Regions from separate parts of the Mus musculus genome. Here regions 2 and 3 are each linked to region 1. A link is a loop called in an ENCODE intact Hi-C map of the cell type or tissue named here. Cell type or tissue: heart. All regions are shown on one strand. Region 1 overlaps Rab15 (RAB15, member RAS oncogene family). Region 2 has its middle 26 kb from the start of Gm40445. Region 3 overlaps Sptb (spectrin beta, erythrocytic).

Region 1 (8,000 bases):
TTGTAGCATTAGAGAGGCTGAGGACCACTGCTTTACACAGTCTGTTAAAGTACAGTTTCTGAGTCTTACTCAAAGTATGACTTAGTGGATTTAGGCAAGTTAAGGCAGCTAGATTCCTTTTTCTTTCTTTTCCTTAATTTTTATTATTTATGTTTTAAGGTGGCTGCCTTAAAATGAAAAGAAAAAAAGAAAAAAAAATCCTCCCGGGTAATTCTAAATTTAGCCAAGGTTTTGCAAAGTACACTCTGAAAGAGACTGCCCACGCCGCCTGTCTTGACAGTTCAGGTGCAAAGCTTTTGCACCACGTGGCTGGCAAACTTAAGATATGTGGGACTCTCCTGGGAGCTTGTTGAAACAGTCTGCTGGCCCTGCATCGCTGGGGTTCTGAGTCTCCAAGGCTGAAGTAGGATTCAGGCACTCGCCTTTCTAAGTCTGAGATGATGCTATAAGGCTGCAAGTCTGGGGATGCCCTTTGGAAACTATTGTCCTGAGAACTCACGGACTGAGGTCCGATCCACGGACCCCGAAGCAAGATATAACTCCTCAGGCTTGAGTTCACACCTCCTGAATCTGAATCTGTGTGCATCTTAATTCTGCCTTAGAGAGGCAAGGCGTGAGCAAACCCTGGGGTGGAGGTAGATGGAGACTCTCTCTCTTTCCTAGGAGAGGCAAAAGCGGCAACAGGGAGGAGCGCTTCGGGTTAGGATGAGCAGCAGGGAGGACTGCTGGGAGACGGATTCCAGTAGGGGAGAAGACTCTTCTGTGAGGAAGAAAGAGAGGTAGTGGGCCTGAGAGGAGATGCTGTGGAAACTCACTCTGTTGCTGGCTGGCTTGAGGAGAGGGCACACAGGGGCTAAGGGACAGTCCTGTGAAACTGTGACAGGTGAACACATTTGAATGATTAGCTTGCTGAGCAGCCAATAGCCTGAGGTGGGGACAGCTTGAGTCTACAGCGGACTCGATCAGGCTAGTATTTTGATTGTGTCTTGCAACAGAAAACAAACAAACAAACAAACAAACAAACAAAAACAAACCCAACAGCCATGAAGCATAGAGCAAGGTCTTGGGTCAGCACATGGTACTGCTGACCAGGGTCCCATTGGTAGGATGGATAGAATGGAAAGCTCAGGGGAGGAGGGGACATAGAGGAGGAGAACATGGATATCCTTGGGCGATTACAGCTTTTATGTTTAAAGAAAAAGATGGGGGCAATCCTTCAGAAGATAAAGCCCATTCCTTCCTTCATACATTAATAAATATGAATAAGCTAAGAGGAAGGCCTTTATTCCTCAGACTATTTTTAAAGATTTATTTATTTATTTTATGTATATGAGTACACTGTAGCTGTACAGATGGTTGTGAGCCATTATTAGTGGGGAATTGAGACTGCCTCACTCGCTCCAGTCCAGTTGACTCCGGTCAGCCCTGCTCACTCCATTTGGCCCTGCTCTCCTAAGACATGTTAAAACAAACTTGGAGTGGCTAGATTGCAGTATAGCCTGTAAAAGTGGAGGTTGCTGGAATCTCAGAATTGGCCAGTCTTGACTCCTGTCCATGCAGGTCCAAGTGAGGGAAGACCAAACAGGAATGATTGACTCCAGCATCAATGGAGTCTGTGACTTCCACATCTGCTTATCCCTTCTACCCCTTCTAACAGCATCCTCTCACGGGGAAGGTCTCCTGAGGATTGGCAGCTCCTCCTCTCAGCACAGGACCCACAGGAAAACAAACAGTGAAGACTTCTCTTTTGGTTTATTTATTTATTTATTTATTTATTTATTTATTTTGGTCCGTGTGATAAAATGTCAGACTAAAGTGACTTAAGGAAGGTGGAGTTTACTTTAGCCCACAGTCTGAGGGCCATGGCAGAAGCTTGAGGGAGCTATCACATTGCATCTGCAGTGAGGAAGGAAACAGGAGGAACTAAATGCTCCAGCCCTGCTTGCCTTCTCGCTTTTACTCAGCTTAGGACCCCCATATCTTGAAATAGCACCCCCCACACATTTAGGGTGAATCTTCCCACCTCAGTTGATACAATCTAGAGACTCCCTCTCAGTCCAAAAAGCTTGTGATTCCAGATTCCTGTTCAGTTGATAATATTAACCACTTCCATGAGGGGTTAACATGCTAACAAACAACTCTCCCCTCACACACTCATTCCCCCCACCCCAATCGGTACAGGGGTGGGGGCATGCATTCCAGCATTAAGCAAGCCCTTGTTTGAAACTCTGATCCACACTGTGCTAACCTCAGGCAGGTTATTTGCATCTGAGCCCTTCCTTCCTACTGTCCCCTGTAAGGGGAGGGACCATGTGTCTCTGCTGCTGTGTCCACCTTGAGACTGAGACCTGTGCAGGGCACAGTGGAAAATTTCACGGATGTTCAGGGGTTGAGGCAATAAAACTCTCCTATGAATACTTTGAACAAGGAGCACTCCTGACCAGGCTATGAGTGTGAGCTAGGTTTATTATATGGGGAATTCCCTCTTCCTTCTTGGACGAAGGTACCAGTCTTTGAAACAAGAATGTCTTGATTCTTGCTTGCCTCCTATATCAAGTTCTGAGGAGAAGCCAATTCCTTGTAACTATTTGTCCAAGGAGGGAGGAAGTAGGCTGCTGCCTCCCACCAGGGCCAGGTGTCCCTCTCCTTTCATCCTCTTCCTCTTCATCATCCTTTCTCTTGACACAGCGAAGAATGCCATTTGGAAAAGTACAGCCGCGTAGATATGAATCAGCTCAGGCAGGCATGATTCATGCCTGACCGGCTTGATTTAGTTTGGGTCTTCCATTCCGAAGCTTCTTGTCCCTTCTGATTAAAAGATGATTGTTCTTGGTGGTGGGAGGGGAGAGGCTGACTTTAATGTCTCTTTTGGTGGAAACCTGGGGACAGGAGAGATAAGAGACCATGCTTTCCTGCTTGGCAAAGCCCAGATGTGGAGGGAGAATGCCGACGGGGTTGGGAACGCTGGCATCCTTGGGACCTTCTGGACTGGATGTTCAGCTGCTGATGGATAGCACACAGTACCTTTCCCATGTTCCCCAGCTCAAGACCGTGGATTGTGATGCCCTGTGAGTAGCTCTTGAATCCCTGGGCACAGTGCCTGGGCACAGTTGGGGCTGGGAAAGGCATGGTGATTCAGGCATCTCTCCTGACCCTGCCAGATGGCGCTCACTTCCCTTGTTGTAGATTTCCTCAAATGTTTCTCCTCTGGGTTCTTGGTTCTGGTAGGACTGGCAGTTTAGGGCTTCAGGGCCTAGGACAGAGGAAGCAGAGAACTCTGGGTTTTCTGTACCTTCCTGCTTTCCCTATCAGTTGATGGTCTTGGTGCACCTGCTGCATGCCTGGCACTGCACTCAGTCAGTGATAGCTGCAGCAGAGTGTGCAGGCCAGCACTGTCTCTCTCAGGGGCTTCTTAGCAACCAGATCAGAATTTGTAATGTTCCCACTTTTTCTTCCCTCTCTCTGTAGCTCTGGCTGTCCTGGAACTCACTCTGTAGACCAGGCTGGCCTCGAACTCAAAAATCTGCCCGCCTTTGCCTCCCCAGTGCTGGGATTAAAGGCGTGCGCCACCACCGCCTTGGCTGTTTTGACTGTTCCCACTTTTTACTGTCAAGGAAATGGAAGCTTGGGAAGTGAAATGGACACTCCCCATCCAAAGCTCTAAGTGCCTCTTTAGGATCTGTTTAGAGTTTAAATGTTAGTGAAGGAGCTTGCTTCTGGTCACCTCTTTGTCACATTTGACCAAAGCGGAGTCCCTTCCATGCTTTTTGAGTGTCCCAGCCTTCTTTGAGGGAGCCCTTCCTGACTTGCTTGCTTTCTCCAGGTGTTGACTTTAAGATGAAGACTATCGAAGTAGACGGCATCAAAGTGAGAATACAGATTTGGTGAGTCGAGCCAAGGAGGAGGAGGGTAATGGAGGGAGGGCTCTGAGCTGCCCCTGAGTACCCCTGTCATTTGTAAACCTGTGCTCCATCCGAGATAACTGGGTACCTCTATGAAGAGCGAGATCAGACACCCCCATCTGTTCTGTGAACCTTAATCTCAACAAACCATGGGAGTGAGGAGAGCTCACTAAAGGGAGGGAAGTCGGAGGAATTGGTAGAATAGCGTTGTGGGCTCATCTCAGAATTAGTGGTACTCTGTACCACTGCGCTTAAGACAGGGAGGCTGAGAGTACCACTCTCTGGTTTAGCTTGGGACTGGTTTTTGAGATTGCCTCAGTACTAACCACATGGTGCAATTTCCACTATTGGTCACCAGGGGCTGCTGTGTCTCTGTGTCTCTCTGGCCTAAAGGTCTTGGAAGCCCTTACCACTCACTTAATATGGAGACACCTCCCAATCCTAGAATACTGTGGGAAATTGCCTTTCGAGATGTCCTGGTCACTGGGTGTGTGACAGATCCTCCCATCTGCTCAATCACGGCCACAGTGGCTGAGTTCTGGAGAGCTGTCTAAAGCTCTGTCAGGTTGTAGGTCCTAAGAAGAGTGCCTGGGGCCCTGCCCGTGCCGATGCCAAGGACCAGGCCTCCCCTGGAAGATTAGGGTGTGTTTGGATACTCTTGGGGATTAGAGCACTACTAAGTGTTCACCCTGAAACTCTGCAGTATTTCCTCTTAGGGTACAGAGACTCCCTAGCTCCTGCTTCTCATCTTCTATCCCTATGGCCTCTTCTCTGAGAGACTGGCTTTTTCTTGCAGGGACACAGCAGGGCAGGAGAGGTACCAGACTATCACAAAGCAGTACTATCGGCGAGCCCAGGTGAGCCACCACTTCAGGGTCAGACCCGGGAGACTGCTACTCACACTTTCAGCACTGGGTGTTCGAGATGCCTGAGTCACTGACCTCTGAGTTGGAGTCCTCAGATTGCCTGCTGGGGAGCCTCGTTCTTTCCCACTAGTCGTTTGTTCTGCAACCATTCACAGACCGCTTAGCGTACCTTCTTCACTCTCACACACAGCCTCTGCTCTGCCTCCTCTACCTCATGCCACAGAGCCTGGTCAAATCAGGCACTGCCCTCCTAGCTGGGAGCAGCTGAGGGAAAGCAAGCATGGCTGAGGCATCCTCACTGTAGGCCGGGAGAAGGGGGTGGGCCGGACATACAAGGACACCAGTCTACATGACTGTACCTTCTTCTATGTATGTCTCCCATCTGTGTGTCTCTCTCCCCCTCTCTTTCTCAGGGAATATTTTTAGTCTACGACATTAGCAGTGAGCGCTCCTATCAGCATATCATGAAGTGGGTCAGTGACGTGGATGAGGTAGGAGACGCCGCCTCTCTGATGGGATGGAGGAAGGGTGCTTAGGGAAAAAGAAAACAAGGGCCATGGGACAAAAGCAAGCTCTAAGGGTCTGTCAAACAATCTTGCCTTTTCTGACTTGACATAGAGACCTTTGGGCAAGTTGGGCTGGAAAAGCCAACACTTCCATACCCGTATTCGGTATACCCCGCAAGGCTTTGTAGCCGTGTCTTTCCTGGAGAGGCGTTAGTCCCAGGACTACCTCATGGGCAGCTCCCTTCCCAAACCCTTGGGGCCAGGTGGAATTGCAAGTCTGGGCTTCTAGATCTGCTTGTGCACCTGGTGCATCCTTGGCAAAGCCATGTTGACTCCTTGGGTCCCCAAGCCCTTATCTGTCAAATAAAGGCTAAATGAAGCCCAGTGTAGTTCAGACACCATTCCTTCAGCCCAAAGAGGCTTCTGTTGTGGTATCTTCTACCCTAAGATGTCCCTGTGACACTCAGGGGGTCAGCCATGGTATTGTGGTCCCCATGACTCACAATGGAAGCTGAGCACTCAGTACCAAGCCCTTCATACGATGGGTTTCCCCAGTCTTTTTTTTTTTGTTTTGTTTTGTTTTGTTTTTAAGACAAGGTGTCTCTGTGTAGCCCTGGCTGTCCTGGAACTCACTCTGTAGACCAGGCTGGCCTCAAACTCAGAAATCCGCCTGCTTCTGCCTCCCAAGCACTGGGATAAAAGGTGTGCGCTACCACTGCCCAGTTGGTTTTCCCTATTCTTGAATACCTGTGACAAAAATATATAAATTAGACATGGTAAAAAAAAAAAACAACAACAATAATAGCAAGATTGCACCGTGCTACAATAAAGGTTACTTATGAATTGTTTGTTTCTGGAATATTGCACTTAATATTTTTTAGATCAAGGCTGACTGGTGGTAATTGAAATTGTGGAAAACAAAACTGCAGATAAAGGAGATAGGGGCTCCTGTACAATGGGAGCCTGTTCTGTCTCGCGGTCTTGAACGCGGTGGTGGAGGCCGGTGGAGCCGATCTGGGATCTGGAAATGAAGAAGGGCCCTCAATTAGGCTCACCTCTGTTTGTCCCTAGTACGCTCCAGAAGGAGTCCAGAAGATCCTAATTGGGAATAAGGCTGATGAAGAGCAGAAACGGCAGGTGGGGAGAGAGCAGGGGCAGCAGGTAGGTGAAGTCCCACCCTTCAGGGTTTCTATGGCACTAGCAGGGCCTGTGCTGAGAGTAGGGACCCAAGAGTGCACGCACAATGCAAGGCTGGGGAGTGAGAGAGAAAGCTTGCTTTCTGGTCCTCAGGGGTGCTCATGGGGGAAAGTAAGCGCTCTCAGGCAAGGTGCGCAGCGCCCTAAACAGGGTGGTGCTGCTGTGCTCAGAAGACCTCCTCTGTGACAATGAGGAAGGAGCTGCTGACATTTTTAACAGCATCTGTGCACAACGGACCTTTTGTGGTCAGGGGACCGTCTCCCACTCCGTCCCTTCTACACCCTGACTCCACACGCCTGGAAAGTGTGGGAATGAAGGGTCCCCCGGTAGCCAAGCCAGGGGGCAGAGAGGGTCTAAGCGTCCCACACATGCAGGGAGACCAAGCTCCCACACAGCAGAAAGGGTGATACCCTGAGGCAAGAGCCATCCTCTTAACCCTGAACACCTCAGGAGTCTTCCTCTCCCTCTGCAGTCAATAGCATTCCATTAGTCCTTAAAATAAAATTGATTTTTGGGGTGCATAAAAAACACACAAGGTCATTAACATGTGAAAATAGAGACATACCCTACAAGAGTAACGGTTTTTATTGAGCGATCTCTATACACGAGGCACGGTGGTAAGTGCTCTTAGCGGTGTGACCCTGTGTAGTCATCCTGCAACCCTGCATGCAGACACCATCATTCTCCTTTAACAAAGGATGGAGCTGGGCTTTGGAGAGAATTAATAGTAACTTGTTCCAGCTTTTACGGCTCTTGAGTGACAGCATGGCACTTAGACTGGCTCTGTTATACTCACAGTCCATTTTCCTCATTTATAGGCCGCATGTTGTTGTCTTTCTGTCCTGATATAGTGGTATGTGTGTGTGTCTCTCTCTGTGTGTGTGTGTGTGTGTGTGTGTGTGCGTGCGTGCGTGTGTGCGGCGTGCCTGTGTGTCTGTGTGTCTGTGTCTGTGTGGACTTGGATGAAATGGGTGCACACATGCCTCTCTCTCTCTCTGTGTGTGTGTGTGTGTGTGTGTGTGTAGACTTGGATGAAATGGGCGTATTGGTGGGATATCTTGTCCCATTCTCTGCCAGCCTATGTCCTAAAAAGCCCACAGTTTCCTGAGAAGTGAGGCATTCCGTGCAGTCTGCTCAGGGTGTCCAATGGCAGAAGCACACACTAGGAGGCACGGGCCTCCCCTCCCTCACTGACTCTCTTTCAGAAATGCCCTTGTCTTGCAGCTGGCTAAGGAGTACGGCATGGACTTCTACGAAACAAGTGCCTGCACCAACCTTAATATTAAAGAGGTGAGAACGCCGGGGACTTCTCCTCTGTCTCTGGTGGGATGATGGGAAGAAGCAACAGAAAGGAGCCAAGATAAGACGGGCGACCCCTCCCGAGTGGGCACTTGCAGGGTCTCCAGAAGCAGGGGTGGATAGGCTAGCCTAACGTGTGTTCCTTGGCTTCCCAGTCCTTCACTCGTCTGACGGAGCTGGTGCTGCAGGCCCACAGGAAAGAGCTGGATGGTCTCCGAACACGTGCCAGC
Region 2 (8,000 bases), 310 kb after region 1:
CTAAGAAGTCATGGTGTAAGAAGAAATAACCAGGGATAGATAGGGTGGAAGGCGAAGACTAAGGGGCCCACAAAGAGTCTCAACTTCCTTTTTAGGTGGTATTTTATTTTGTTTTGAAACAGGTCTTACCGAGGCTAATCCTGAACTTATTAAGCAGTTCAGGATTGCCTCAAACCTAAATTTGTAAGCATGCACCTCCCACTTAGGGCTCCCAGCTTTTGGCTTAGATGGTTTGGGTGGATTTGAAACATTGAGGAGGAACAGGCTCGGGGGAGAGAAAGTGGGGTGAGATTTGTTAACTAAAGGGATAAGACTTCCACCAGGTTGGAAACCAAGAACTATGATAAACCTACCCATTAAGAGGCCAACTGAATGGGCCGGGCATGGTGGCACATGCCTTTAATCCCAGCACTTGGGAGGCAGAGGCAACTGAAGCACCATCTTGGGAAGGGTTATCTCATTCCTCCCCCCAACCCCCCTAGTGTTTTTGTTTGCTATTCTGTCTTGCTTTTTATGTAGCCCTGGCTGTCCTACAACTCACTTTGTAGACTAGGGTGGCTTCGAACTCACCCACCAAGTGCAGGGATTAGAAGCATGTGCCACCATTCCCAGTTATCATTCTAAAGCTCTAGGTAGGGGAAAGACTTGGAGAGTTTCATTCATCATCAGTAAGCTATGTCTTCTCACTGTCCCTGGGCTGCGGTGCTGGGCAAAATAACAGAGGAAGACACCGGAAGGCAGATGATAAACAGATGTAGATAAACAGATGTCCCTGGGGCTGGGAAGGAGCTGTGTATCGATAAGACACATCCGATCAGCCGGAGATAAAACCTGGAGTAGAGAGAACAGAAACCTCCAGAGGTCAATAGCACTAAAGGCAAAAGCTATTTGTGCCATGCTCCTCCAATAGAACAGCCATTGCCCTTGTGGGTGAGTCTTTGTGCCCCTGGAGTGGCTGCACCGAGGGAGGCAGTTAAATGGTGTGACCAGTCTTGGAGAGGAATATTAAAGTCCCTGACCCCCAACCCAAGTTTCCCCGGGTTCAAGTGTGGCCCAGGAGAAAGTCCTCGATCGATCGTCCCCAGGAATGCAGAGGACGTGAGTGAAGAGCTGGGACCTGTGAATCGCTCAAGCGGGAGGGGAATGGATGGAAAGTGAGCAGGAGCTCAACCAGGTTCGGTTCACAGAACTAACACAGGACGGAGGAGCCATGCCAGCCACCCGGCACCTCGTAAGGTGTAAGGTCATTTCACAGATGGCACTCAGGTCTTGAGGAGAGCACAGGGGCCAGCACCCAAACCTGCCACCTCCTCCACTGCCCAGATAAACCCAGGAAGGGCGACCAGAGAGGAAAGACAGAGAGGAAGTAATAGTCCCTGCAGAGGCAGAGGCTTAATTATCCGTCCAGCAAAGCAGGACTCTTCAACCGATTTACAGTCAAGATACTGGTTCTCTGTAATTGCCAAGTTTAAACTGGATAAAGACCAGGTATGTAGGGACACACCCTCACTTAGGAGGTGAAGGCGGGAGGATTAGGAGTTCAAGGTCACCGTCACCTGTGCAGTGAGGTGGAGGCTGGTCTGGACTACATATGACCTTGTCTCAAAAAAAAAAACCAAAAAAAACCAAACGTTTGTGTGTGTGTGTGTGTGTGTGTGTGTGTGTGTGTGTGTGTGTGTGCGTGCGCGCATGCGCATGTGAATATGGTAAAATATATTTTACTCATGGTAATGGATTAAGCAAATGTACTTGCATCATCAATCCCACTTACGGTTGACACAAACGTGCATGTGTGAGGTTTGCATCCATTCTAGAGACTGAAGAGCTTCCTCGCTTTAGAACCAGCTTAGCTCTGGCCCTTGATGTTTGGCAACTTCTGCAGGTTTACTTTAAGTCGAGTTTATGAGCTATAATTTACATACAGCAAAGCCCTTTCAAAGTGCACGCTTGAATGTGTTTTGACAAGTGTGCGCACTTGGATAACCATCACCTCAATTAACATCTGAAATAGTTCCATCACCCCAAGCGGCACCCCTTTTGGGTGGTTTGAATCCCCGTGGCCACCCAACCCAAAGGCCTCTGATCTGACTTCTGACTTGGTCGCTTTGCTTTTTCCAGAATGGAATGTAAATGAAATCATGGGTTATGGGGCTCTTTATGCTAAGATTTTAAACACACTTCCTTAACTACCCAACTTCCTCCTCTTTATCCACTCAGCCTTCTCTGCCAATTGCTTTATATGGACAAGTCCTGGGACAGTAGCAGCCTCCCGCAAGGCCTGCCTAGACCTATTTGTAAGATGACAGGCCCCACAGAGTATAGCTCTGTGGAGTTAACATTCAATCCTGCAGGTCCTACTCCTCCTTTCCTTCTCCTCCTCCTCCTTTCCTCCTCCTCCTCCTCCTCCTCTTCCTCCTCCTCCTTTCCTTCTCTTTTCCTCCTCCTCCTCCTCCTCCTCCTCCTCCTTTCCTTCTCCTTTCCTCCTCCTCCTCCTCCTCCTCCTCCTCCTTTCCTTCTCCTTTCCTCCTCCTCTTCCTCCTCCTCCTCCTCCTCCTCCTCCTCCTCCTCCTCCTCCTCCTCCTCCTCCTCCTCTTTCCTGAGACAGGGCCTCATATGCCCCAGGTGGCTTTCAATTCATTATATTGCAGAAGATGACTTTGAACTTGTAATCCCCCTAGCTTCCACTCCTGAGTGCTGGTATTTTAGTCATTTACATCACATCCAGTTTTATAGGATGCTGGGAATCCGGCTCAGGGCTTTGTGAGCACAGCTAAGACATATGCCTAGCCCTACATTTTCTTTTCTTCTGGAGGCTTTTCTCTTCGCCTCTGGGAACACAAAAACTCTGCCTTCAGATCAGTGTTGACACCTGCCCCCTCACCCCTGACTCCATCCACCCCAGAAGCTTAGTCCTTAAGGAATGAAATTCATGTACACTACCACTTCCGCTGAGCTTCAAGGCTACCCTCTCATCCGTTTCTCTCCTCATTCTTCACCGTCAGTCATCGTGGTGTCTGTGTCCCCAATATCCAGGGACTTCAAGGCCTGCTCCATCTACTGTAAGCCTGTCAGAAGGCTACACTCCAGGGACGGGTATCCCTGGCTTTCTACCAGAGAGGCAACTTGGTCTCCAAGGGTGGGGCAGAGGTGGGGGTGGGGGTGGGGTGGGGGGAGAAGTGGCAAAGTGTAGAGAATTTAGCTTAGGGATCCTGGCTCCCTCAATGGGAGAACTTTTTCTCAGGGTTATTGACTTCTTGACAGAGAGACCTTAGACTAGTGGTTTTCAACCGTGTCCTAATGCTGCAACCCTTTAACACAGTTCCTCAGATGGTGGTGACCTCCAACCATAAGATAATTTTTGTTGCTACTTCATAACTGTAATTTTGCTAGTTACAAATTATAATGTAGATATCTGATAAGCAGAAGGTCACTCAGTTTTATTGGATGCTAGGAATCCAGCTTAAAGGGTCTTTTGACACCCTACAAAGGGGGCCCAACCTACAGTTTGAGAACCACTGCCTTAGGTCATGTTCAAGTTTTTTTCTTCCCTTTTCTTCCCTTTCCTTTCTTTTCCTTTTCTTTTCTCTTCTTTCCTTTCTTTCTTTTTCCTTTTTTCTTTCTTTCTCCTCCTCCTCCTCTCTTCCTCCTCTTCCTCCTCCTCCTCCTCCACCTTCTTCTTCTTCTTCTTCTTCTTCTTCTTCTTCTTCTTCTTCTTCTTCTTCTTCTTCTTCTTCTTCTTCTTCTTCTTCTTTCTTCTTTGCTTTGAGACAGGGTCTCATGTAGCCTGCTGGGACAACAAAAGCAGAAAACTTTCTCCCAACACTTGTTTGAGACTGGAGACTGAATTTGGAGCCTCAGTTCCTACCAATATTTTCTCTCAAAGAATGTTTCTCTTGATGATGATGATAGTGGTGGTGATGTTTTGGTAATTTTGGGTTTTTGAGACGGGGTTTCTCTGTATAACCTTCTTTGGCTGTCCTGGGACTTTTGCTGAAGACCTGGAACTCATAGAGCTACATTTGCCTCTGTCTCCTGAGCCTTGTGATTAAAGGCAAGCACTGCCACCATTCAACTCTCCTTTTTTTTATTTTTTTGAGACAGGATCTCACTTGGTCACTATGTAGCTCTGGCTGGCCCAGAACTACTATGTACATCAAGTTGGCCTCAAATTCACAGAGATCTGTCTACCTTTACCTCCTAAGGACTGGAATTAAAGGCTTGTGCCACCACATCACACCAGGCCCCAGATCATAGGCCCTAGATCATACTGTTTTAATTTTTACATACTTTATTTATTAATCTTGTGGAGAGGGGAGTGCGGCACGCTCGTGCCAACAAGCCCAGGTTAGTCAGGCTTGGCAGCAGGAGCCTTTACCCTCTGAGCCATCTTGCTGGCCCGAGATCATATTTCAATCTAAAGAGAAAGCATACTCACTATCTGCCTTTCTGGTCGCCCCCTGGGCATTTGCTTTCTTATAAAAGTTTGGAGAAGTCTGAAGGATCAGTCCCAAAGAATGGACAAGCGGCTCACTTCTGCCCCCTAGAGGACATGAAGAAAGAAGCGGGGGAGCTAAATACGTGCTCGGAAATCCTTACAGAAACAAGAATTTAAAACCCTCAATCTAAAGAGAGCATCATTTAGCTCCCGAAAGAGAGGCGGGCTGGAAGCAGGTTATCCGGACCAAGATTAAGAGCATATCAGGGTAAACCGATAACCAGACGGGGACAGCTCACTCCCCACCTCCACCCCTCACACCTTCCTGCTCCCCAGCCCTCATTCCCATCCCCACCTCAAGAGAGTCAAGAGAGGGTTTCTCTATGTAGCTCTGGCTGTCCCGGAAGTCACTCTGTAGACCAGGCTGGCCTCAAACTCAGAGATACCCTGCCTCTGAGTGCTGGGATTAAAGACATGAACCACCACCCGGCCGGAAGCACTCATCTTAACCCGAACCCCAGAGTTTGTTTGTTTGTTTTTTAAGTGTTTGAGGTTTTTGCATGTTTACCATGCGTATGCAGTGTCCATAGAGGTCAGAAGCCAGCATCGGATTCCTGGAACCAGAGCTAAGGACGGTTTGAGTTACAGTGTAGGTGCTGGGAAATGAGTCCTAGTTCTCTGCAAGAACAACAGGTTCTCTCAACCCCGGGAGCTATCTCTCCATCTCTCCAGGCTCTCTGATCCCCAGCACCTTTATACCAGGGCAAGCCTGGGGAACAAACACACATCATTCATGCATCCTACAAAAGCTACCAGAACACCTCTCATCTACACGGTTACTATAGCCTGTGGTGCACTTAACAGAGCTGGGTCTGCGGTCCTTGCTCCAAAGAGGATGGGCCAGTTAGATTATCTCTTTTGAGATACTTGGCTTGCTGATTGAAAAAAGAACCCATTTGCACAATGCCCTGGCAGTCCGGATGCCACCTTGTGCTTGTCGGCTTGATTTCACTTGTTCTGTTGGACCTCAGTTTCCTTGGCTGTAACAGCAGACTGTAGCTCACTAACCTCCTTCCTGCTCTCTGTCTGCAAAGCTTTAACCCCTTCCCTCCCTCCAAGATGGCTGAGGGAAACTTGTCTATGTGCCCTGCCTAGGATGTTGGTCTCCATACCTGTGCAGAGTTATCTCCCCACAAACAGTTCCTGAAAAGCCCAACAGCTGCTGGAACCTGTGCCCTCCCGGTCCCCTAGGCTCTGGGCTCTGGGTATCTCTGTTGCTGGCATTCCCAGCCATGCTGTAGGTCCTTTCTTTTTGCTGCTATCTAGGTTGTAATGTGGATTTTCATTTCACGAGGGAATCCTGGGGGAAAGTACAGTTGACTGAAAAAGGAAAATGTCTAGAAATCCAGAAATCTTGAGATCTGAAATCCATCAGGCCAGGCTTTAAACCCTGGCTCTGTGACTTAATAAGCGTGTGATTTGGAACAAGTTGCCCATGCTGGGCTTGGTTTCTTCATCTACAGAAGGGGCATAAGAAAAATGTCTACATGCTGTGGGAAAGAGGACACCCACATTGTGCCTGCAGACAAGGCGGGTGGTTTGCTTTTTCTCCCCAGACCTCTGGGTTTTTGTAATAACCAGAGGATGTGGGCACACTCCCAAGCATCCTTTCTGCTTGGAATCCCAAATGTGTATTTGTAGATCCTAAGCATCTCTTACCCCCAGCAATTGGGAGACTGCTGCAGGGGAAGACAGGGGAGTCTGAGGTCATCCTGGGTTACATAACGAGAACCTCTCTCAAATCATCACTCACACTCACACTCATTCACACACTCACACACACACACATAAACACAAACACACACATACAAGCACTCATACAGACACACACATATAAACACACACAAGCACCCACATAGACACATGCAAGCACTCACACAGATAACACATAAACACACAAACACTCGCACACATACATACACACAAGCATTCACACAGACACATATACAAACATACTCACATACACACACACAAAGACAACACACTTATAAAATTTTTACATACAAACGCTCACACACAAGCACTCAGATACAAACACACAAATACACACACACTCATATGGACACATAAACAAATATACACTGATACACACACACACACACACAAAGACATACACACACACACACACACACACACACACACAGATTCACGTGGACACCAGAGGACAATTTTTCCTTCCACCGTGTGGGTTTAAGGGTGGAACTCAGTCTTGGAGGCAGGTGCCTTTATTCCCTGAACCACCTTGAAGGACCCTGTCCGGATTTTCTCATTATTTCTCTGCTTCTCATAAAGGGTCCATGCCAAAGATCTCTCCTTTCCAACTTTCCTCAGAACAGAAACATCCAAATAGACAAGCCCTACAAATGTCCTTTCTTTGACCAACAGAACAAGGTCCTCTGAATATGTCCACATGAGAGCATCTGACCCCGGTTCTTACATCCATGCTTCTAGGCCTGGAACTGTAAACTGTACCCAGCCATTCTGTTGGATGCACTTAGTTGCTTTAGAGCAAAGATGAACCAGCATGTTTCCTTTCACCTCTTAGGTAAATATGTGTCCATGTGTTGCCAACAAAGTAAATGACAATTTCAACTGGGTCTTTTGATGCTTCTCTCTCTCTCTCTCTCTCTCTCTCTCTCTCTCTCTCACACACACACACACACACACACACACACACACACGTGCTCACACACTCACTTGCCTGTTGATTAAAATGACGCATTTGGCCTGAAGTCAAGTAAAGGCTTTTTGTTAGTCTGAAGTCATTTTCAGGAGTGGGGGAGGCCATTTCCACTTCTGACTTCCTCTCCAAAGGTTAATAAAAGTGTCAGTGATGGATCAAATCCAGGGGATGCTGGCAGCCCTTACAGCATCACCGGTAAAGCACAGCCACGCCCTTTTCTCACACCAGGTGCCAACACTGCAACCTTCAGAGGAAAACTTTTCTCATGAACCAGAGCTAGCAGGAAAATCCAGAACGGCTGGGAGTGGATCCAGAGCCCTGATTTGCTCTCTTCTCCAGAGATGAGTCACTGACTCACCCAGCATATACAAACATAAGGCAGTGCCTTTTCTTTCTCTCCTTAACTAGGAGACAATTCATATAACATAAATTCATCATTTTAATGTTTGGGGTTTTTTTGTTTTGTTTTGTTTTTTTGTTTATTTTCGAGACAGGGTTTCTCTATGTAGCCCTGGCTGTCCTGGAACTCACTTTGTAGACCAGGCTGGCCTCGAACTCAGAAATCCACTTGCCTCTGCCTCCCAAGTGCTGGGATTAAAGGCATGCACCACCACTGCCTGGCCATCTTTTTAATGTTTACAAGTCAGTGTTTTGAATATGCTGATCTGTGTGCCATACCACCACACTCACATTCTTTCTTTATTATTATTATTATTATTTTGGTTTTATGTTTTTATTCTTCTGTAACTTGAGGCCCTCATACATAGCAAGCAGTCTGGAAGCTAGTGTCCATATACATTCAAAGATTTAAGTTAGTGTTTA
Region 3 (8,000 bases), 210 kb after region 1:
AAGATCCTGCTGCCGTTCCCATCCCGCCTGTGGTAGACTGTCTTGCAGCTCCCTTTCCCCAGCACCAACTCCCCTGACCCCATCCCTCAGCCCACTCCCACCAGAGGGAGAGAGAACTCCTGGGGCTACAGACTGTGAACAGGGCTGGACCTGCCCCTGCCCCTGCCTCCTGCCTCCTGCCTCCACCCGCGCTTCTGCCCTGCATCCCTGTGTGTCTGCATGCCGTGGTGTCCCCGGTGTGCAGGCTTCATGACCACCTGAGCATCTCGACACCATTGTCTGTCGTGTACGTGTACGTTTGTGCAAATGTAACTACATGTGCACCTGAGCCACCTCCATCTGACACTTGAATATCACTGGGTTGGGAGGAATAAAATTTGCTTAAATCTGAGTGTTTCTCTGGGGGAGGAATGAGCCCCTGTGGGGGAATCTCTGCTGAGGAACCAGCCACTCACCAGATTGGAAATGCAACCCATATCTGTACCAGAAAGCAACCAGATGGCTAATCAAATGAACACCAGGCCCAGGGCTTCTTGGAGACAGCCTTCTTCCTGCTGCAGCGCCTTCCCAAGCCTTAAAGATGCAGGAGGGAGGACATAACTCCAAATCATCTTTGATATGAGAAAGAGGATGGAGCCCATGCAGACAGAAAGCCCAACCTCCTTTCAGAGAGGTCCTCCCCAGCTCACTACAGCCCCCCTTCACTGCCCTTAACCTCTGGCCCATCACAGGAAGGTTCAGTTGTATGCTGTGCCTTCTCATGAATGGGCCTGGGGTGCCATGGCTCTCCTGCTGGTCCTATCTGTGCAGTCTGGTGTCGGGTCCTGTAGTTTAGATACATGCCACATTGCTTCGTGTAAAAGCCCTTACTAATGCATGTCGCTTCCTGCTGGAGTTACGAATGGGAGTGGAACACCACGTACCCCTTGCCCTGCCTGGATAGTGCCTGGATAGGTGGCACCCTGCGGGCCTTGATCCAGCCTTCCCTTTCCTGTGTGTGTACATGCAATGACTGAGCTGCCAAACCATCACTGTGCACTGCCACTACTGCCCCTCGCCTCTGCATGTTAGAATGCATTCTGGTAAAAGCCGGACCCTTCCCACAGGTAAGTGTGAGGCCAAGCCAGAGACACAAGGTATCACAAGAAGCAAGACTCGGGATGAAGTCAGAATGTCTGGGGTCTGGTCTTTGGTTCTGGTTAACCTGTGTGGGTTTGGAATCCTCTCCCCGTCCCCAAGCCTCTTGCCTTATAAAGGTCTTTTTGTAAGGTTACAGAAAGTCCACAGTCCCACGAGTCAGCGACGTAGCCTTCCAAGGGGGAGACTGAGAGGATGGCTTTCCTATTTTCCTTCCATCTGCTCCTAACTCTGAGATTCCGGAAGCTACTGTGAAATCAGGATGGGGAAGGAGAGGTCACAGCCTAGGGTGTTTGCCCTTGTCCCTCTTTGAGGAAAGGACTGAGGTTCAAACCTATATAATGCCAGAAGTGGAGCCCTGAGGGGGCCTTCAGCCGGAGGGTAAAGCAGGAGGACTTTCTGGCAAGAGACAGGCACCCTCTCTGCCTCCTGTGCTTCCCTTCCCCTGGGAAAGATCCGGTCCTCTCCTGAATGTTCATCTTCCAGGCATTGCTCCTCAGACTGCCCAGTGTTGTGTTTGTAGGAAGATGTTTCCTCCTAGGAGAGAAGAGAGCAAGCTCTCATGGGGTTAAAGAGAGTGTGAGTTTCCTCAGGCTCAAAACCTCTTCCTACACACTGCTGTGTCACACTGTCCCTGCTGGGATGACAGGAGTGACACCCCTGAAAGACTCAGATGCTGTTGGGGGCTGTAACGAGAAACAGTCTTAGTTTGGAACCAACCTACCCTTCCTGCCTCCAAGTCCCCAGGCTAGGCCCAGTGTGCAGTGCAGGGGGACCCCAAGGATCAAAGCCACTCCAGACGGTGTCAGAGTGGGTGCTACTCATGGTCAGTCTGGCAGGGACGAATCTTACCCCAGGGTAGTTCCCAGCCACCACTCTTTAAGTGTGACCTTCCATGAATGGCCACACAGCCAACTTCCCCTGAGACAGGCTGATCGTCAGAGTAGGGCTGCCAGGGTAATCTGAATCTTGCTGATCTTCCTTCCATTGTCTCAGAGGCTTTGGGAGAGCAGCCAGCACATGTGAGTGAGGGGCTGTACCCCAAGGGCTGTGCAGGCACCAGGATCTCGGGGTCCATGGCCACCCCTGTGGCAAGGCCTTGATAGCTCCAGCCACAGTTGCCCCCAGCAGCCAGCTTTGCTCAGCAGCCAGCAGTGAGGCTCTGACGTTGGTGGATGCTGTGCGAGTGGGATAGCAGCTGTTTCTTCTTGCCTAAACAGCTTTCCCAGTCCTTGCCCCTCCCACACCCCCAAACAGCAGCTTTTTCAGACATTTTGCCTCAAATGCAAATCCTCTTTGTTCCAAATGGGCAGTCTCTGCCTGAAACAGACGTCAGCCTTGCCCCAAACTTGGGCGTGTTTCTCTCTCCCCAGGATGCCTGAGTCAGCGTGGCAAGGGTGTGTCTGCCTGCAGTCTGGCACTGTGCCCTGGCTCCCTAGAGAAACCTTCTCTCTTTCTGGGCGTTACACACAGCAGGGTGTGGCCAGCTCTCTCTTTGCTATGCCAGATGCTAATGCCTGGTCCTTCTGCTGCAAAGTCTCCCCCAAGTTTCTTGTTTCAAGCTCTATGTTCTCCAGTCCCCTGTCCCCCAATACCGATGGACTCAGGATGAGACTCAGCTAACATTCGGGAGCACCTGGGAAGTGGGTGGAGAACTGCCTACTTGACAGTGCCAGGGTCCAGGCCTCTAAAGTCAGCTCACAGGTCATACACATTGAAAACCACCTCGCTTGCTCTCTGGTGGCAGTGGGTCAGGCGGCCTCCTGTGTCCAAGAGAAGCCTCCACTTCCCTTTGCTTTGTCCAGTGCCATGAACCATATTCCCTCTATCTTGCCCAAGCTCCTCAGTAGACAACAGTTGCCCCTTGGAGTGTAGGATTGAGCCTCTCTGCTTCCAAATCCCACTCCTGGCAGCCCCTCACCATCTCCTGGCCTGCCATATGCCAGTCTGCCTTTCCTTCTCCACCCTACACTTCTGGTTCAGCAAAGCCTCTCCTTTGGGGGAACTGTCGACCCCAAGGCTCCGTGGTCTCATGCATGTCTTTGGCTGCTTTTCGACTCAGCAAACGGATTCTTTCTCTTCTCTTGCAAACAACTGTTTTCAGGTACCCTTCGCAAGCTATCTAGACAACCCTTCTCCGTCACAGCCCAGGGGCCAAGACGTCAGGCACTGGGGAGAATAAACATCCCGAACTGCTAGGGTTGCTGCTCACCCTGCCCTCACCTGGCACTGTTTGGTTGCCTAAAGCATCTAGCAGTGTGTCTTTTGTGGTGCAAATCCCATTTCCAGCAGAGAAGAGAGCAGATCATACCACCTTAACAAATTGGCCACATGCCTGATGTAAGCTGGGCACATCTCATTTAGACTGGGAACCCAACAGGTGATACTTTCTTCAGCAGTCACGGTATTATGCGCACATAAACACACCTGGACTGAATAGAAAAAGCATTGTGTTTGGAGCTAAGCAGACCCATCTTCTACCTTCCATTGTTAGATATATGGCTGTGGGCAGATTTCCTGTTCCCCGTAATCTGTAAAACAGAGAGCCTGTGAGGCTTGCGAGACAGAATGTGCATAGAGAACTTGGTGCTTAGCACATGGTCAGTTAGGTCCCGTCATCCTTACCTTAACCCTTCATCTTTGAGAAGAACCTTCCCTCATATGGACTCTAACATTACCACGGTTGTAGACAGCAACCAGCCCAAGGCCTCCATCCTTGACACTCCATCTATGTACGTTCTAGGCTCCTGTCCCAGAACTCATCTCACTGCTAACATGAAGCAGTCTGTTCTGAGGTCCATCCATGCCCCTGGCTCTCACCAACATTAACAGTAGAGGGAGAGTTCTGTCAGCAGGGTTCTTTTGCTTATGGGTCCATCGTAATTCACTGAGCATCTTTAGGAAGACCCTGTGGTCCTGGGCCAGGGTATTTTGGCCTGTGGAATTAATGGTCTGTGTGCAGTCCCCCACACCCCCTGCTGGCTGATCCTGGAAATGCATCTTTAAAAGCCAAGCTTATGTGACTTACTTGACTTTGCAAGGCTGTCAAGATTCCACCAAGACTCCCAGGAGCCAGGAGTCTCTCCTTGTTTAGCCTCAATCCCAGGAGGTCCTACAAGGCTCTTCTGAGTGTCTTTTCTTTCCATAATGTCCCCCAATCAGCAGCCAATTCCCTTCTCAGACATCGTGCCAGCAGCTGGTACACACATCTTCCCATCAGACACCTCTTCTTGTGTGTTTTAACAAATCAGCAAACCAGCCTCTACCGCAGGCAGTGTGTCCTCCTATTGCAGGCCCACCCTGCCCGCTGGCCCCCTCTTAGGGCCTAGACATCTGCACTACCTTCCAGCCTGACCCCCAGAATTTCTTCCAGGTAGCTCTACATTCTCCTTCAGGCTCCCTGGGTGATGTCCTGTGATGGACACCCTCAGTGGTGCAGAGCCTGAGTGTTCCTGATGATCAAAGCCTGCTGGCTGAGTGTATAGAAGTCATCAGGGGCTTTGGCCACCTCCTCCACCCAGTGTCTAGGCAGAACCTGTCTGTCTTTAACATGCACCTCTGCTGGATGAGAAGCAGCTCTGAGCCCTGACTAGAGGCTTCTGGCACTTCTACCAGAGACTCCTCTGCCTGACAGTGCAGTGGCTCTCCCCTCAGACCGCTGCAGGCTTCCAGGGAGAACAAGGGAACTGCCACCTCTTCCTGTCCCTTCCCTAGTTTATTTAACCTTGGAACCTTTCAAAAGAAAAGGAAGGAAGGCAGGAAGGCAGGAAGGCAGGAAGGCAGGAAGGCAGGAAGGCAGGAAGGCAGGAAGGCAGGAAGGAAGGAAGGAAGGAAGGAAGGAAGGAAGGAAGGAAGGAAGGAAGGAAGGAAGGCAGACAGACAGGGTTTCTGTTTGTAGCCCTGGCTGTCCTGGAACTTGTTCTGTAGACCCAGTTGGCCTCAAACTCACACAGATCAGTCTGCCTCTGCTTCCTGAGTGCTGGGATTAAAGGCATGTGCCACCACTACCATTGGTCCTTCTGTCCCCAGGCATCCACCAGCATGATCTCTGGCTCCATTTTTGGATGGGCCATCGTTCAGCTAGCTGTTTGCTGGGAAGTCCTTGGTGCTGCTAAGCCTAGAAAGAGGCAGTAACTCATTTAGCAGCACTGCAGGTCTCAAATCCATTCCATTTGGAGCTAAGCCCAGGGCGCTCCTTTGGTTCCCTGACCACCTGCATGCCTAGGCCTACCCTCAAGGGCTTGGTTTGCCTCCCTTTCAAATTTGCAAGACCTTCTTGGGGGGCAGAGAAATAATGGCGTGGACTCTTGCCCTGACTCTGCTAACCTACTGTGTGACCCCCAGGTTGTCCCTCAACTTTCTGGATCCCAGTTTTCTAATTTCTGGTAGGACTGGCTGATTCAGCTGCTCCCCAAGACATCTTCACAGTCTCCAAACGTCCAAGAATTGTCCTCTTGGCTCCCTTTGCGGGGACTCCATCTGTCCCTGCTACCTCCAGCCTTCTCTGGTGGGACCTGCTTTCCTCATAAGGTCTTCATTGCCAACACTACCTCTGTCCCCCTCCTCCTTGAGACACCAGCTGCTAGTAAAAGACCCCGGGGGACATTTCTAATCTCAGCTGAATTCCAGAGACCTCTGACATACTGCATGCAGTACTGACACTAAGCTAGGAGGCAGCTCCCTCTCACTCCCTGTGGACTTTGTTCAGTGGATCAGAACCCCCTTTCTGCTTTGTTTCTGCTCACCAGGTCTAGGTAAAGTCTTCCTCAGAGTCTTCACAAAGCTGTGAGATCTTTGTAAAACTCCTACCATGAATTACCAGGACCTTCCACTAGGAACATTTGTTGTCCTCAGCCCTAGCTAGTGACTTCAAAGACACCTTCTCAAGTCCATTATCAAGCTCTGTGAGCTTCATAACAAAGTCTGAGCTGCCCTGAAGGGCTCTCCCCAGTCGCCACAGTTCCCCTGCTCCTGTCTGGAGCTCTGGAGTATTCCTACTGAAAACAACAGAGGAAGTAGCGGGGGGGGGGGGGGGGGGCCTTGCCTGCCAGCAAGCAGCTAGAATTTCCCATTAAGGGTCACCAAGGTATCCTGAGAACAACTCCATACTCTAGGAAAAGGAGTATTTGAGATGGTCGGGCTGACTACACAGTCACTGGCCATGACAGCTCAGGAGAACTGGGAGGCAGATGGGTTTGGCAGGATTAGGATCCTAACGGCCAACATTCCTATCTTATTCTGAAAAGCTTCAGATCACCCATAAAGTGGTCATGGGTACCGCCTTACAAGCAGACATATCAGGAAGGTTTAGTGACTTGCTGGGTTCTCGCCTGTTCCCAGACTTCATTCCAGGTCTGTCTGACCCAACGCCTGGGCTTTGGGTGTTAGAAAGGATACAGAGGGGCCAAGTCCTATGGGGGAGGGGTGGGTCGCTGAGGAAGGAGGTTTCCTTCCCTTTCCCATGCCCTACTCCTCCAGAAGTTGGCCAGACTTCCTTGGGAGCTGAAGAAAAGACAAACTCGGGGAACCTCTCCACCCTCTCCTGCATCCACCTCCTCCCGGCAGATCTGTGTGTCTCCCCTGTCCAGGAGGAAACTATGGACTTCTGAAGCCAAAGCCTTCCACCTCCACCCTCATTTCTGGCTCCTCCCTCTCAGGTCTTGACCTCTGTGTGGGCTTGGAAGCAGGATGCGCTGAAATCCACTCCAAAGCCAGAGAAGAAATCTTTGCCGTTACTGGAAAGCCCCGTGTTTCAAAGCTAACTTGTAACGAAGCCAAGTCTGCTCAGAAGACCCAGGCTCCAGCCTGGGTTAGGTCTCTGCTTAGTGTGCAGCAGCAAGAAGTCAGCCCTAGCTAAATGTATCTTGATTTTTAAAGGCCACTCTCTCAAAGAATTAAAAGCATAGGAAGCAAATGCAGGCGGGCAGAACCTGGGAAAGGCACAGCAGAAGGCAGGTTGTAACCGGCTGGTGGCGTCCTGCCTGGCACCGGTGTGACATCTTCTCTCAGGCACCAGCCCTCTCCTGGCTCGTCTCTAGGAGAGGCATGGTGCTCACACTTTTGCCCTCTGGATGGAGTTCCCTCTCCTGGAGGATAAGAAAGTCCCACCATACTTGAGGCTGGAGCTGAGAGGTGGGCCATGAGAAGGGGTTTCCCATTTGGGTTGGTGACTGCCTCCAGAACTTTCAATCCAAGGCAGAAGGTAGGCTGCAGGGGCCACGCGACTCCAAACTGAAGTCTGAGGTCCCATCCCATTCACATCGGCTCTTTCTCCTCACTAGAAAGTAGCAGTGCAGGCATTTCAGAGCCTTTGGAGCCTTGGGGACCACGCTTGCTCATGGCAAACATTGAGACATAAGTTCTTCAGCATACATACAGCATAGTAGCCTGGCCAAACCCTCAAAGGATTCTAACAAAGGAATAAGAATAGCATAAAATGCAGCCCTGCCCTATTCTGTAGTACATACTCCTAATTGCTTTGTATACCCACTGACTATAGAACATCCCAAAAGCCATTAACCTCTGAGCGTCGTTTTTCTCATTAAATATAGAAATGTTTGGTCAGAGGTTTCCGAATGCTTCCAGCCAGCTTTCCTTTTCTTTGAATGAAATCTTACCAGGACCCTGGTCCTTAAGAGCTTATTTATTAAGCAGTACCAATATGGTGGGGACACACCCAGCTTCTCTTGTCTTCTGACCACTGCCTTTGAACATCCCCTTTGAACTTAACATTCCATAGCACCCCCCTCAGGCAGAGCCCAGCCGTGGCAGCTGTTGGAAGTACCCAGTTTTATCTTAAAGCTTCAGTTTTACGTCCAGTGATGTGTCTGTACCCTCAGCTAAGCTCCCAATGAGAAGAAAAA

Evidence for each region. Peaks named below come from ENCODE experiments on the same cell type or tissue, not always from the same donor. Only the 100,000 strongest peaks of a DNase experiment are listed, where the experiment ranks them.
Region 2: it touches region 1 in a loop (4-fold over the local background); 6 of 42 quality-filtered maps call a loop at or near these places.
Region 3: a loop joins it to region 1, with 7 times the contacts of the local background. A loop is called at or near these places in 3 of 42 quality-filtered maps.

Annotation. Positions count from the first base shown.
Region 1 is chr12:76,800,327-76,808,326 of GRCm38, reverse strand. It overlaps Rab15 (RAB15, member RAS oncogene family), which reads left to right. Exons shown (of 7, transcript NM_134050.5): 2 at 3,824-3,884; 3 at 4,699-4,759; 4 at 5,182-5,259; 5 at 6,346-6,435; 6 at 7,696-7,761; 7 at 7,926-8,000. Among named protein-coding and RNA genes, the nearest start is that of Gpx2, 8.8 kb to the right of the region's middle. In heart, a CTCF peak has its summit at 4,255; no DNase peak of the experiment used is centred here; H3K27ac peaks cover 877 bases; H3K27me3 peaks cover 1,088 bases.
Region 2 is chr12:76,493,029-76,501,028 of GRCm38, reverse strand. No RefSeq gene overlaps it. Among named protein-coding and RNA genes, the nearest start is that of Gm40445, 26 kb to the left of the region's middle. In heart, no CTCF peak of the experiment used is centred here; DNase peaks (open chromatin) are centred at 4,448 and 7,378; H3K4me3 peaks cover 377 bases; H3K27ac peaks cover 471 bases; H3K27me3 peaks cover 274 bases.
Region 3 is chr12:76,588,521-76,596,520 of GRCm38, reverse strand. The region is part of intron 32 of Sptb (spectrin beta, erythrocytic); the gene reads left to right. Among named protein-coding and RNA genes, the nearest start is that of AI463170, 45 kb to the right of the region's middle. In heart, CTCF peaks have their summits at 4,106 (motif pointing left) and 5,988; DNase peaks (open chromatin) are centred at 40, 2,500 and 6,730; H3K27ac peaks cover 2,364 bases.